2 separate regions of the Mus musculus genome follow, and region 2 is linked to region 1. Evidence: chromatin loops called from intact Hi-C (ENCODE). Cell type or tissue: gastrocnemius. All regions are shown on one strand.

The links. A loop is a pair of places that touch in the nucleus more often than their neighbours do. Peaks named below come from ENCODE experiments on the same cell type or tissue, not always from the same donor. Only the 100,000 strongest peaks of a DNase experiment are listed, where the experiment ranks them.
Region 2: a loop joins it to region 1, with 4 times the contacts of the local background. A loop is called at or near these places in 3 of 42 quality-filtered maps.

The regions. Positions count from the first base shown.
Region 1 is chr5:25,098,607-25,101,106 of GRCm38, reverse strand. It overlaps Prkag2 (protein kinase, AMP-activated, gamma 2 non-catalytic subunit), which reads left to right and starts at 465. Exons shown (of 16, transcript NM_145401.2): 1 at 465-1,096. The coding sequence starts at 983. It overlaps Gm42232 (a long non-coding RNA gene), which reads left to right and starts at 1,104. Exons shown (of 2, transcript XR_880887.2): 1 at 1,104-1,254. It overlaps 2900005J15Rik (RIKEN cDNA 2900005J15 gene), which reads right to left and starts at 132. Exons shown (of 1, transcript NR_027851.1): 1 at 1-132. In gastrocnemius, no CTCF peak of the experiment used is centred here; DNase peaks (open chromatin) are centred at 130, 346, 816 and 1,248; H3K4me3 peaks cover 2,500 bases; H3K27ac peaks cover 2,241 bases.
Region 2 is chr5:25,221,521-25,224,020 of GRCm38, reverse strand. Galnt11 (polypeptide N-acetylgalactosaminyltransferase 11) reads right to left here and starts at 1,149. Exons shown (of 12, transcript NM_144908.4): 1 at 990-1,149. In gastrocnemius, no CTCF peak of the experiment used is centred here; DNase peaks (open chromatin) are centred at 923 and 1,153; H3K4me3 peaks cover 1,617 bases; H3K27ac peaks cover 1,356 bases.

The DNA of each region.
Region 1 (2,500 bases):
ACCTAAACAGAGACACAGCAAAACCAGATGGATCAGAATCAGCTCCTGGCGAGTCCGGAGCTGGCCTACCTTGAGACAGAGAGTGCACGGCGACCACCCGGGGGCAGCGTGGGCCGCGTGGAGTGGGACAGTGGCGCCGCACGCCGCGCACTTCCTGTTCAACGCGCGCGCCGCCTGCCACCGCCCAGCGCTCCCAGAGCCTACGTTGGTGCCAGACCCGGCCCCCACAGTTCCCCGGGTCCCGGGGGCCGCGGCTCAGAGGCCGCCCGGGGCGGGCGCCCTGCCCTATTCTCCCCTAGGGGCTGGGGCGCGCCCTTCGGCCCGCAGAACCCAGCCAGCCGCCGCCACAGTTTATTCCTGCGGCCACGCGCCAGCCCAATTGCGACGAGTCTTCGCCTTTGCACCTCCTCTTCCCCCTCTGCCCTCCCTCTCGCCCAAAGAGGAGGCCCTCCGGGTCCCAGGCTCCCTGTCGCTTTATTGTGCGGCCCAGGGTTATGCATTTCTCTACCAAGTGTCTCTGGCCACCGTTTCCATCGAGGCACAGACACGAGAAGGCTGTTTTCCAAATTGCTGTTGTTAATTGCACCTGCCTGGCCGACTACCTCTGGGAATTTGTGGGAGGAGCCGAGAGGTGGAAAATGTTGCTTCGCTTTGCAGAAGGAGGAAAACTTTATCACCCAGCACAAGACTTCTGCCACGCGTAACCAAAAGTAGCACGGGCCGAGACTCTGCACCCAATGATTCCGTAGGAGAAAGAGGACGCTCCAACCCGGCATTCCGCGGACTGCCAGCCCCTCGGGTGGAGCCCCGCGTGTTACCTGCGCCACCCGCCCTCCCCGCGGAAGTCCCCACGAGGTGTTTTCAGGGTGGGAGGACAGTCATAAAAAGCGCGTGGCTCCAGTGTAACGGCAGCAGTCCTGGGAGGCAGCGAGGGGACCGAACCCCGGGGACGAGGCACCGGAATTAACTTCTAGCTAAAGTTATGGGAAGCGCAGCCATGGACACCAAGAAGAAGAAAGAGGTTTCCAGCCCGGGCGGGAGCAGTGGCAAAAAGAACCCTAGCCTGAAGAGGCGGTCACTGCGAGTGCACATTCCGGTGAGTCCCATCCCTGGAGCTCCAGACTCCCGCGGCGCCTAGGCGGTTAACAAGGGACACTCTGCGCGCGCCGTCCTGTCCCTCCTGTCCCTTCGGGAGGCTGGGGAGGGGGAGGGGCAGGGCCCAAGCTGGGCCGCAGAGCCCGAGATTGGATCTTGGTCCGTACTATAGTGGAGCTATGGGATTGTCTAGGACAGAGGCAAGGGTGTCTGCTGGGAAGCGAGTACGAGAAGCGCGCTCCCGGGTGCGCAAAGCCTGGTGGCGGACTGGGCGTAGCCCTGGATCGGGCCGGTGCGGGTGCTGGGGAGGGGGGTGGTGAGTTGTGTTGTTTTGTTGAAAAGGACCTCTTGTGAAGTGCGGGGAAGCGTGAGTTGAGGAGCCGCCGCCGCCACCGGGGACTGAGGAAAGGAGTGGTGGGTGGGAATATCGCGGGGTGCCACGGTGAGGCAGCACCCCCAAATAGCTCTCCCTCCACACCAATTTCAGGATGCATGTGAGTCGCGGCTGGAGCCCTTTGCAGTGATTCCCGTGGTTTGACTCCAGGAATATTTTGTGCCTCGTGGAATTTGGGGGCTTGAGGTTTTCTCGGCTTACTATACAGGGCTATTGCTAACTTCAGCCCAGAATACCCTGCCACCTTGGTTGGACTCTGGTGACATTGACTTAAACAGCCGGAGGGAGCAGCATGCAGAATAGCTTGCTCAGTGCTGAGCATCAGTCTGGTTTGCCCTAGCTGGTAGCCCAAGGGCACTTGTTCTCCTCTCTGTAGAGGGGGATCAATTCTCAGGAGGTGTACCCCAGCCTTTAGCTTTACCCAAAGGGAAACCCCACTTGGCTACATCCTGGCAGCGACCAAGCAAGCAATGGTTTTTACAAATGAACATGCTAAGCAGTGTGGGACAGCTCCATGAGCCCCACCTGCCAGTGATACCTGGTGGCATCTACACTGAACCCTGCACAGCATGGGCAGCACCGCTTGCCAGCACTACCCTGAAGAATGAGTACTAGGCTTTTCCCATTGCTTGTCCCAAGCCTTTCCTTTTAGATTCAGGGCCCCTATCTTCATTTAATTCCAGTCCAGGAATGTGGTACTGAGTGGAGTCTTGGGGCTTGGAGCCCCACACACAGCTAATGGGGGTACTTTGGGGAGCAATTTAAAGTTGGGCATCTGGACAATTCATGAGTCCCACGGTGACCTAAACATATAGGGATATGAATTTTATTTGAGAAAATACTTATTACATTGCCTATGTAAGACATTTTAAAACTATTGAAATAGAAAGTTAGACATTGCTGCTAAGATCCGTTTCACGGTGACCTTTTGAGCTGCCCTTTAACCACTGAGCTTGTCCTGTTTGTCTCAAAAAATGGTGCCAATTTGTCCACCTTTTGGAGAGGTTGAAA
Region 2 (2,500 bases), 120 kb before region 1:
ACAACCAAGAATAGCCTCAAACAGATACAGATAAAGGAAAGACCATGGATTCCAATTCAAATGAAGTATCTAAACCAGGTAAACTGAGAGACTGAAGAAGAGCAGGAGTCCCTGCCCTATGTTATAATGTCTGTCCTGAGTGATTGATTTTGGAAATATATGGCACTGCCTGTTAAGACAACACTGTGAATGTACCCGATGCCATTCAACTATACTAGTAAAATAATCAATAAACTTCATGTTAATTATACTTCACAAGAAAAATAGTAATATAAAATTGTTAAGAAACCTGGCAAGAAACAGCACAGAAATGTTAGAGATTTGATTCCAGGGCCATCAAATGAAAACTATAGACTACGGTATGGTGACATTTCAGTTGCAGAGCTCCGTGGCAGGCACATGCTGAGGGTAAGAAAGGCTTACTTCCTGTTTTTCTTAAAGCATTATTTCAAATAAAAGAAGAAATAAGTTTGAAGTAACTGTTTTGTTGGGCCCACGGACTAGAAAGCGTCTCCAGGGTCTCATTTTTTGTTTGAAGATAAGCAACCAACCAACATGATGGCTCTCAAAGTAAAAGGACAAGATCTGACAGACAGGTGGCGGGTCTTCCTATATTTATATTTAAAGCACTAGTTTGGGGTGTACGAAAACCATAAAAGGTAATTTTTTTAACAAGCATACTGCAAAGAAACATGCATCCTTTCTGTCTTCCAGCCTCCTGTACCGACGCGGTCTAAATCCTGACCGTAATAACAGCAATAAAGATAAAATCGGTATTTTTTTCTAGTAAATCACAACACTGGCTGGAGGTTACGGCCACCGAGAGAACGGCCATGCGCAGTACCCATCACTGCTGTTGAATCCGGAAGCAGCTCTGGCCTCCCAGGCCACCAAGCCTGCTCCAGCAGCCGCGTCCCTTCAGGCCGCAGCCCACGCTCAGGCGCCGACGTAGGCCGCGCGGGGTCAAGCGCCGCGGGCCGGCTACTCACCGCGACACCCGCAGGCCGGGATAGCGGCGCTCCAGGGCACGGGCTGCGGCATCTCCGCTCCCGCCACAGCCCGGGCCGAGCCGCACGAGCCGCGGCGCGCGACGCGGCCCACGACACGCAGCCTTGCGGAGCCCTCGCGTCACGGCACGCGTCACCGCACGCACGCCCTCGCCTCCGAGGATGACGTCACCGCCCGCGGCCTGGCGTCACGAGGCCCGGGCTCCTCCCCGCCCAGTGTGGAGCTGAGCTCTGTCCCATAGGGCCTTAGTGAAGTTCACTCCAGAGAGAAGCTTAGATGAGGGGACGACTTTTTCTTGGAGAGAATGTGAGGAAATTTAGCAGATCAAACAGAATGGTAAGGTTTTGGTAGTTGGTCCATTAATGCTGCTTTACATTGACGGGTATCTATATTAATCCTGTTATCTCACCATGCTATTCAGCCAAGACTTTTTTTTTTTAAATCCGTGATGTCTGGTAGAGCAATGGGACATATGTAAGGAGAAAATTCTGCGTCCCTTATTTTTAAGAAAGCAGCATCTCCTGAACCAATAAATTGTTCTAGCTAGCATTAACCCAGGATACTTCCCTCCTGCATTAACTGGCTGTGGTGACCGACTTTGACTTGAAATGCCCCACTGGGGCTTATGTGGAGCTTGGTGCCTGCTGGTGGTGCAATTGCCAAAGATTGTAGAAACTTTTTGGAGGTGGGGGTCAATCTAGAGGGAGAAGGATCAGGGATGTCCGAGGGTCTTACCTGGTCCAATTGTCCAAGTCTCCTTCTGGCTTCCTGCCCATCATGAAGTAAATAACCTACCCCATATACTGCTGTCATCCTGATGTTCTGCTCAAATGCGATGGCCAAGCAACCATGCAATAAACCCTCAGTAACCATGAACCAAAATAACTCTTTTCCCTTTAAGTTGTCAACACAGTGGCACAAAATTAACTCATATGTGGCCCTGCCAAATACTTACTAGTATTGTGAGGCTGTAGGATGCTCTGTGAGGTTACCTAGGTCTATCCTTAAGGCTGAAATCCTGATGGCCCTTATCTGTGTCCTTCCATGGCCATTGCCCTCAGTCAAACAGTTGCTGCTCAATGCCAAAGAAAGCATTTTTCATAGTTCCCATTCTTGTCCACACAGCATCTTAACGGGAACTCATGGTTGTTTAAGGGATGACTCTCTCACGAGAGGGCAATAGAACAGAAGCATTGTCATGCCATAACCATGTGTCTGCTATTGTTCCTGTATGTGTGACAACGTTCCTGACAGAAACTACTTAAGGGTTTATTTTGGCCACAGTGTGAGGTACAGCCTCTGCTGTGGTGGGTAAGCCATGGCAAGCAGAGGTCTAAGGTAGCCTGTGACACTTCACCCTCAGGAGGCCCAGAGAGGCTGGTGCTCATCTTACAACCTGGTTTGTTTTGTTTTTTTGTTTTGTTTTGTTTTTTTCTTTTTATTTGATCCCTGCTCCATGGCCACCCACATTCCAGGTAGGTTTTCCTTACTC